Regions from separate parts of the Homo sapiens genome. Here region 1 is linked to region 2. A link is a contact called in ENCODE Hi-C or POLR2A ChIA-PET data. All regions are on one chromosome and are shown on one strand. Each heading gives the region's core, a stretch centred on a gene start or an enhancer-like site at or near the end of the contact. The rest is flanking DNA. Distances are from core to core; before and after follow the strand shown.

Region 1 (4,958 bases), core at 1,568-4,067, 96 kb before region 2:
GACTGATGCTTCTGCCACCAATTTCCTCTTACTGCAATTCATCCCCCATACTGCCACCAGAGCCACCTGTCTTATGAAAAATATAGTTTTGTCCCTGATCATGAAAGTTAAGCTTAGTGAAAAACATTTAAAATACAGAAAATAGAATAAAATGAAAGCTACTTGTGGTCCTGCTACCATTTGCAATATCATTTTTACTAGTATTGAGGCTGGTTACATTTCTAAAGGTCAGGGTTATCATGGAGCTACCCTGGTTTAGAACATTCATGTAAAGCAAGTGCCATTTCCGTTGGAAATGCAGTTGCTGTAGATGCTTTTTAAAGCCAGGTTATTTATAAATAATGAAGACAAAGTAGGGCACGTATTGCTACAAGACAGAGAATACAATCCGCTATTATATTGTACAGACTCTCATTCTATCCTTTTTCATGTTATATACCTATTCAGAAATTCTTTCTGGGGTTTACTTAGGGCTTCATCAACTAGAGATTTACAAAATCTGAATACATCTCTAGTTTCTAATTTTTTAAAAAACTGTAAGATAATGTTATTACATGTTTTTTTTTTGCCCTATGTGAATAACCAGAGGCCTTTTTTCGATTAAGTAATATAGTCATTTGGCCCAAAAAACTTTCTAAATGCAAAGAAGTAGTTTGACAGGTTTCCTTTCAACCTCTCATGCATTTCCAAATTTTTCCCTTTTTTTCTCACAGGTAACAATGCTCATTAGTTTCAGGTTTATTCTTTCAAAGTTTTTATACATATATGGATGGATATATATTCCACACATGTATATATATATATATATACACACACACACACATACTATATGTATATACACACACACATATACATACATGTATATCAATAAGCAAATACAACTATGTAGAAATTTTCACCTCTTTTAATATAAAAAATAGCAAAATATATGCACTATTCTACACTTTGTTTCACTTATATATTGTTCAGATTTTTCCAGGTCAGAACATAGAAAGAGTCCCATTCTTATATATGTGCACACTTTTATTGTTGAGATGTAACATAATTTATTAACTGGTATATTTGATGGGTTAAGTAGTGGACATTTAAATTGTCTCCAGTTTTCTCTATTACAAACAAATAGTGCTGTAATGAATAATCATACATATATGTATATATTTAAATCACATTAGTGTTTTGTCTTGCTTAATATTACGTTTAATTTTATTTCAGTTTAAACTAGTTAAAGACTAATGTCAGCTGTGTCCTGCAGTAGATTTCTGCAGGAAATCTGGCAGTTTAGGAAAGCTGTCTTCTTTATATCACACTAGACTTCTAGTCATGGTCCACAGAGAACCTTATCATGGGGATGTTGCCTTACTAATGACCCTTATAACCTCAGCTGGGTCTGATTTCTGGGAAACTCTTGCCCTCCTGGTAGGAGGCAAATGTCTGCTTCCTGACTTCCCAGAACTTTTCGTCTACTTTTATTTATTATAATATAAGGAACATTTTCTGGCTATTAATAGACTGGAACCTGCTTCTTTATAATCCTGACGCTATGAGAAACCAGTGACCTGCTTGAAAATTTCACTGTTGGTTGATTTTGGGTAGAATTTTATATGGACATTGATTTTACTTTATTTTTCTATACTGATTTACAACTTATTAACAGCTAAGGCACCAAAGCATTATGAAATGAAGATAAAACCTTCATAGAAGCTACTATCATAGTCCACATGGTTAGTAGGACATGCTGAATTTAATCATTTTTCTAGTAGGAGGGATGACTTTGTGCTGAACTGATCCTTAGACTCAGTGACGTGAGAACCATGTGGGGTGATTGGTGAGGTTCATGGTCACAGAACAGTGTCTTAAGGGACTTTAGACTTTCTAAAGAGCATCATGCTTTAAGCAACTGTGCTTATTGTAAATGGCAGCTGAGAAGCCGGGTAGGGTTTTCCTACGGGGCTTAGGTCAGGGGTTTTCTTACCCCAATCTAATCTTCAAGGGATGATTGTGAGGAGAAGCACTTCGGGAATGGTAGAGTGAGAACCCCCACCACCACATTCTGCTCCCCAAAAAAGCAATGAAAACACTGGAGAAAATTGCAAAAGTCAACTTTTTTAGAACTCTGGAAATCAGCCAAAAGCTTTCAAGTACATGAGGAGCATTTATTCAAGAAACAGGTTGAACTCAGCACAGTAGGCTTTGGCTGTGTAACATTTTATTATGACTTGCCTTTTATCATTCCTGTCTCCCCAGCTCTGCAATAACTGAAAACCAGAAGCTCTGCAACCATGGTAGTCATGAAAACAAACACACCTTACGAGCCACTAACGGCAGCAGAATGGGTTTGGAGCTTCCCCAAAAACCTCATCCCTGTTAGAGAATTGTCACTACCTGACATGTCTGGCAGCTCTCTGGAAAAGCCCCATTTGCAGGACTTTCGTTAACCTGGCTCATAGCTTCTTTGGTGCAAACAACCCTATCACCAGAACACTTTTCAAAAACAACCAATGACAGTTGTTTAACACTGCACTTACCTGAGGTGGCAATACCACTTGGGGCACATAAGGGACTAACAGAAAAAAACGGAAAAGGACAATATAGAGAAAGAGATGTGCATAGCAGGCTTTGAAAAGCTCAAATATATTCCTGGGAATTGGGAAAGCCAAATGCATACAAAGGGCTGTGTGCATACCCAGGAGAGACCTTATTTTCTTCTGTGCCTGACCTTCAGGCTCTGTGCAAGCAGGAAGTAAAAGTTAAGGCAGAGCTATAAACTGCTTAGAGTACTGAAGGAGTGTTCCATCAAACACACACAGCCCATCAGCAAAGGCTGGGGGACTTACTGATTGAGTGCATTTAAGCAAATCTTTGTGCATTTGTTATCCAACCACTGAGTGAACTGAGCAGGGACTTAAATAGCCACACAGGACAACTGCTTCACCCCTATGAACTTCTAATAGGGATATTTTCTTAAATAAGCAAAATGTCTTTATTATGCTTAATATTATACACAAGAATTATCTAATATTAAAATTTCACTGTTTCTCAAAAATAATTGATTTAAGCAAAATCCAGTTAACAATTTATTTATTATGTCACCTTTAATGTAGAGCAGTACCTTCTCCCCTCATCCTTTTTTTTTTTTTTTTGCTGGAGAATAGCATACATGCAGAGAAGTAAAATCATCATAAATTTATGGCTCTTGCATCTTCTCAGTAACACTCTTCCTTAAAGGTAACCATTGTCCTGACTTCAAACACCATAGGCTAATTATGTCTCTTTTATTGTTTTATTGAGGAATTGCACATATTTAGGAAAGTCCTTAAGGTGCCATAATCTTTTTGTTTTTTTTTTTTTTTTTTTGAGACGGAGTATTGCTCTGTCGCCCAGGCTGGAGTGCAGTGGTGTGATCTCAGCTCACTGCAAGCTCTGCCTCCCGGGTTCATGCCATCCTCCTGCCTCAGCCTCCTGAGTAGCTGGGACTACAGGCGCCCGCCACCACGCCTGGCTAATTTTTTGTATTTTTAGTAGAGACGGGGTTTCACCATGTTAGCCAGGATGGTTTCGATCTCCTGACCTCGTGATCCACCCGCCTCGACCTCCCAAAGTGCTGGGATTACAGGCATGAGCCACCACGCCCAGCCAAGTTGCCATAATCTTAAGTGTACTGTGTAATGAACATTTACGTATGTGTAGACCTGTATAACTGCCACCCAGATCAGGACATAGAGTATTCTCAGCACCTCAAAAGTCCTTCTCATACTCCCAATCACAGCCTCCTTAAGGCTTGATTGTAGGTTAGTTTTGCCTGTTTTTGAACTGTAAATAAAAATAGACTTATTTAGAGTGCATTAGTTTTATCTGACTCTTTTCACTATCATTTTTTCCTTTCATTTTTCACAGTGCCAGTGACAACTGTATCTGTTGTCCTTGAGAATGTCTCACATTCAGGATTTGTTTTTTTTTTTGCTCACTGGTATTGTCTTTTAACTTGTTCCACTGACTCCCTTATTTCTTATAAATTGGAGGTTAACCAAAAGGGTCTTGAATATCATCAAGTTAATGTTTTTCCCCAAGGATGCTTCTTTGGTGGTGCTGTGTACTTCATGTTGCATTCCATCAAAAGTTACACAAGAGTCTGACTGCCCCATTCTTCGTGATGCTAAGATTGATTAGTGGGTTCAAGTTGTGGCAGCGTAATGTCTTCGTTAGAATGTTTCTCATTGATTTTTTTGTCTAATGTTTTCAAATATATTATTTTCTTATGCATTGAAAAATTATGAATTTTGTAATTATCTTATTTCTTCTGTACTTATTTCCTGGAATTCTTATGTAAAAAGCACTTCTCCTCATGGCTTGTTAGTACCTTTGAAATACTGTTCATTCTGGAAAAGCAAAATGATGCTTAATTCTTTAATTTTCAATGACAGTTTTCAGAATATGTGGGCATTGGTGCCCTAGTTATTGTCAATTGTGACTAATGAGTTTTACTTTTATTTTATTTAGGGGCTACATATATTTTAATATTGCTATGAACTCGTGTTTAAACATTTTATTTTCATGTGTTCTAATGAATTGCAGGGTTTTGAAAATATTCTAATTGGGCCAATGGGGAAAGCTATACAAGAAGGTGTTTTAAGAGTAGTTTTATATTTTATCCCTGGTATCTCCACTCTGAACACTTATTCTCTCTGTAGGTAACCATTTGTGGTGGCTTCTTCTTTATCATTTCCGTGTTTCTTTTCATAAATAAAAGCACATTGTATGAAATTGTGTGTGTATGGGGGTGGTGGTGCAGTATATATGCTATTTCAGCCCTAGGCAATGGGAATTAAAGTGATTTAGCCAAGATGACAAAAAGATGACATGGTAGGGCCTGAATTTAAACTTAGGAATCTGACTTCTGAGCTTGGGTTTTTAACCACTCTGCTCTACTTATGGCAGTCCCATTGACTCCCAACCCAAGG
Region 2 (5,033 bases), core at 419-2,918:
CTCTCACAAGCTGGTACAAGCCATCTCCAACATAACACTGGCTCCCCTCTTACAGGTTGAACGCCTAAATACTGTCACTCCCAACATATAAAATACCACTCCCTTAGCTAACATTTTACATCAAAGTGTTGTACTTATATTGTGCTTGTCCACATCTACTAACCGACTGTTTTTGGGACTCTGGCCCAAGTACCACAAATCCCTGTTTCCTCTCCTAGCACCTTTAGAGCTGCAGTCATAGCAGTTAAACGTAATACTTTTCTATAAGCTTTTTTGTGACTGATACAGATGTCATGAAATAATTGGGACTACTGATTCCTTCAAAAGAACCAAGTTAGCATGACGATTTTTTTACTGAGGATAAACTGTATCATTCAGCCCTTTTCATCTCCACTATTTGTGACAAAGAGTCTGTCTAAGACATAAAGAAAATAATAGCATGTTTATTCCTTATAACTGGGGGAATCTTGGGGGAAGGAGCCAGGAGCTGAGAAGAGAGTTATAATTTGGAAGGAAGAGAATGGGTAAGTAAATACAATCTTTAAAAAATGAAAGTAGATTACAATGAGCCTTTTTTTGAGCACTTCCAAGACTTTGTAGGCTAAGACACCAGAATTTACAGCAGATACAATACATAGTGCTTCTGGCTTATCAATTATTGTCCTTTCACTGTTTACATAACTCTTTACAGAAAGAAAAATGGAAGATCGGATGTTCTGTCTTTCTGTAGCGTTCTGTAGCATAGTTACAAGCACTTTTTGTTTTATTTTGTTTATATAGCCTTTTAATATGTATTCCTTAGTGGCAAAATAGTAACTGGAAACGATTTCAAACTTCTTTAACTTAGATTTGTTGAGCCTGAGGTTGGTATTTCTTCATAAATAGTGATGGCTTTTTCTTTTCTTAAAATAATAGAAGTTTTTTTAAAAAAAGAAAAAAGAAAGAATTGTGTAAAGAAAGAAATGTATTTTGTTTGGCTTCACTAAAATACCACTTGGCTCCAACTAGCCCATATTTCCTGACTCTGACTATGCCCTGAAGCAGTGAAAGGGTAGATGTTTTTAAAAATGAGATTCGAGTTTGTGTATTTGCATTCCTTTCAGTTTTTGAGTTGTTAGTTGGCCCAGCACTGTAAAGCTTGAGTGAATTTCCTTAATGAAACTTAGCATTAGGGAATCAATATTGTTCAAAATTTGCTTTGCTAGTAGCCAATGTGAAAAGGATCTATTTTTCCATATTTTTCTTTTTTCATGCCTGCATTCTCGACATACTCTACTCTAGACAGCATTTATTAATATGTGATAGATACTTACATAAATAATTGCAGGCTATTCAAAAACTGTGACATAAAGTGATCCAAATGTACTAGGTCAGCTTCATTGCTGGCTTGAACTAGGTAGCATTTCCTGTGGGAAAGTGATCCATTTTCCTGACATAATTGATATGTGTGTCACAAATAGAAATGGCATGCTTGGACTTTGCATGCTCTTCTCTTCATTTTAAAGTAGAATCTATTTTTCACAATTCAGCTGTGACCTGAGTAATTTCCTTTATGTGAATAAAGCAAAGCACTAAGGAAACCTGTCCAAGGTCACACAGTGGGCCCAGAGCAGAGCCAAAACTCACACCAAGGGATTGCTCCTTAGAAGTGCTATATTCAGTCAGTGCCCTAGCTGTGTGGCTTTGATGGAGGTCTTAATTGAGACTTTTCCCCTAAGTACTTGGCAGATGTAAAAAACATGTGTAAACAATATACACATTCCATTTGACTCTGAAATAGAGCCCCTTGTGGGATACAAATAGGACCTATTCTCCACCCATGGCCATCCTTCCAACAGATTAGCGATGAGAATTGGACGCAGTATGTAGAGCATGCTGTCTGGGATCAGTAGCAGTCTTTCCACTTGAAACTTTGCAGTGTTGAAACTGGTGAGGCCAAGCACTGTGAGTGGCTGTTACCGTCAGCCTCATTCAATACATAATGAAATGTTTTCCTAAAATAAAGTATGATATAAGGTGTGAGGGGAGTGGGAAGAACATAAAAAGGAAAAGATGGTAGGCAGAAAGCAGAATGGAAAAAAGGAGATGATGTATGAAAAGCAGAGAGGTGGGGAAAAAGATATTGCTCATTGGGCTTTGGGGTCAGACAGAAACATGGGTTCAAATCCCAGCTTGGTAAGTTCCAACTGTACATTTCACTTAAATTGGGAATTGTATTCTGGCTGTATTAAAGGTGAATGATAGATATATCATTATTCACCAAATAGGGAAAATCCCTACATATAATGGTGGTTTCTGATTTTACTTTTAGAGAGACTGTCTTTCCTCTGCAGTGTGGAAACTTCACTGTTTCCAGTGGGATTTGATTTGACTGTATTGTAGTGGAAAACCCATATACGTTTTAACATACAAGACTGTATTCTCACCAGGCATGGTGGCTTACGCCTGTAATTCCGACACTTTGAGAGGCCAAAGCAGGTGGATCACCTGAGGTCAGGAGTTCAACACCAGCCTGGCCAACGTGATGAAACCCCGTCTCTATTAAAAATACAAAAAATTAGGTGTGGTAGCGTGGTGGTGCGTGCCTGTAATTCCAGCTACTTGGGAGGTGGAGGCAGGAGAGTCACTTGAACCTGGGAGGCAGAGGTTGCAGGGAGCCAAGATTGTGCCACTGCACTCCAGCCTGGGCAACAGAGCAAGACTCCATCTCAAAAAAAAAAAAAAAAGTGTATTCTCTCACATAAAGAAGTTGAGAGGTAGGCAGTCTAGGGTTGACCAGGGAGTTCATCATGTTGCAAGAGCCCCCATCTCCTTCCAACTTTTTTTTTTTTTTTTTTTTTTTGAGATGGAGTCTTGCTCTGTCACCCAGGCTGGAGTGCAGTGGTGTGATCTCTGCTGACTGCAACCTCTGCCTCCCGGGTTCACGCCATTCTCCTACCTCAGCCTCCCGAGTAGCTGGGACTACAGGTGCCTGCCACCACGCCCAGCTAACTTTTTGTATATTTTTAGTAGAGACGAGGTTTCATCATGTTAGCCAGGACGGTCTCCCTCTCCTGACCTCATGATCCGCCTGCCTTGGCCTCCCAAAGTGCTGGGATTACAGGTGTGAGCCACCACACCTAGCCGCTCCTTCCAACTTTTTGCTCAGCCATCCTTCATTTTGTAAACCAAAAATAAAATTCTAAACCCCTCAACCGTCTGAATGGACCCCTCCTCTCAGCCAAGGACATTCCAAAGTTAACCTAAAAAAGCTAGTTCAGGCCATGATGGAAAGTGGGGGGTTGGATATGCCTTGCAGCTGACCAGCATTAACACCAACACAGAGACCTTAAGACTGATAGAACAGAGCCTTTGAGTCTGATAAGAAATATTTACAGTCTATTCTCTCTGAAGCCTGCTACCTGGAGGCTTCATCTGCATGATAAAACCTTGGTCTCCACAATCGTTATCATAACCCAGACATTCCTTTCTATTGATTCCAGATCTTTAGATAATAACCAATTGCCAAACAGAAAATCTTTGAATCTCCCTATGACCTAGAACCGCCCCCACCCCTGCTTCCAGTTGTCTCGCCTTTCCAGACTGAACTAACATATATCTTGCATGTGTTTTTGGTGTCTTAGCCCTCTCTAAAATGTATAAAACCAAGTCCACCTTGGGTAGACATTCTCAGGATCTCTTGAGGGCTGTGTCACAAGCCATTGGCCACTCATGCTTGGCTCAGAATAAATCTCTTCAAATATTTTACAGAGTTTGACTCTTTTCCTCAACAATCACCATGGTTCAGTATGGCTACTGGAGCTCCACTATTAAATTTGTGTTTCAGAGGGTAGGATGGGTGAAGGACAGAACGAAGGATCATCTGTCCCTTATCAGATTTCCCAGAAGTACTATGTTTTACATCTTACTGGTCAGAACTTAGTCTCGGCCACACATACTTACAAGGAGCCTGTTAACAAACACAGTTTTCACTGGTCCTCCTTTTTTTGAGCCTTGTGTATGGGCTTTAGCAAGAAACACTGTGATCCTTAGGAAACTGTTTCAGAAAAGAAAACTATTATTTGTGAAAATAATAGGACCTCATATTTGACGTGTCACAGGCAGCATGCTCAAAAATTCATATGAACTATCTCAGTTAACCTTCCTTTAATGTAGTTATGATCCCCATTTAACAGGAAAAGAAACTGAGGTTTAAAAATTTTAACTAATTTGCCCAAGGTGACATTGCTAGTGAGTAGCAAACTAGAGCTCAGAACCAGGCTTGTCTTTTTCCAAATTCAAAGCATTTAATCATTATGTTGCCTCCCACTTCTCAATTTTTAAACTGGTACATTTACAATGGGATTTTTAAAATCTTCTGTTTGTGGTTTTAGGGTCTTTAGCTTCCCTCATTTTTTTCCCCCAAATCTTAAGTATTTCGGTAAAAGAACACGCTTTTTTTTTTTTTTTTTTTTTTTTTTGAGACGGGGTCTCACTCTGTCACCTACCCAGGCTGGAGTGCAGTGGTGCAATCTTGGCTCACTGCAATCACCACCTCCCAGGCTCAAATGATCCTCTCACTTCAGCCTCCCAAGTAGCTGGGACTACAGGTGTCTGCCACCACATGCCCGGATAATTTTTGAATATTTTGTAGAGACAGGGTTTTGCCATGTTGCCCAGGCTGGCCTTGAACTTCTGAGCTCAAGCGATCCACCTACCTCAGCCTTCCAAAGTGCTGGGATTACAGGTGTGAGCCATCGCGCCTGGCCCAAGAACATGCTTTTTAGCACTTGGTTAGTTAATTGTTAGTTGTCTCCTTGTATTTTGGTTGGAAATTCAAGTTTTTGCCAATTTGTTTTTATCTGAGCACCCTTTCTCCCAGGCACAGCCCTAAAAGCTATTGGGGATAACAGAGTGACTAAGATACAGTCACTACTGCAAGGCTTTTGCAGTATAGTTCTTTTGAGAATGGATTTTAGACAAGCCTCTTAACATCACATTAGGCTATGACACTACATACAAATCATAGTTGACCTACATGTAGACACCCATTT

Evidence for each region. Hi-C counts contacts between places; a loop is a spot of excess contacts on that map. ChIA-PET counts read pairs that join two places held with the same protein, here RNA polymerase II (POLR2A). Pooled maps may share reads with other maps.
Region 1: a loop to region 2 is called in a map with no recorded cell type, with 2.7 times the contacts of the local background. The contact joins two enhancer-like sites. A Hi-C loop is called at or near these places in 1 of 168 maps with a recorded cell type or tissue (GM12878), 11 of 37 single-sample maps with no recorded cell type and 10 of 50 pooled maps. POLR2A ChIA-PET finds 5 or more read pairs at or near these places in 3 of 52 experiments (GM10248, GM12878 and OCI-LY7).

The regions. Positions count from the first base shown.
Region 1 is chr2:196,378,081-196,383,038 of GRCh38, reverse strand. All of the region lies in intron 2 of HECW2 (HECT, C2 and WW domain containing E3 ubiquitin protein ligase 2), which reads left to right. Among named protein-coding and RNA genes, the nearest start is that of HECW2-AS1, 120 kb to the right of the region's middle. RefSeq lists an enhancer at 2,505-2,644. Within about 2 kb of position 2,817, at least 2 of the 41 ENCODE cell types and tissues checked have a DNase peak (open chromatin) inside an H3K27ac peak, as active enhancers do.
Region 2 is chr2:196,281,071-196,286,103 of GRCh38, reverse strand. The region is part of intron 14 of HECW2 (HECT, C2 and WW domain containing E3 ubiquitin protein ligase 2); the gene reads left to right. Among named protein-coding and RNA genes, the nearest start is that of HECW2-AS1, 24 kb to the right of the region's middle. Within about 2 kb of position 1,668, at least 2 of the 41 ENCODE cell types and tissues checked have a DNase peak (open chromatin) inside an H3K27ac peak, as active enhancers do.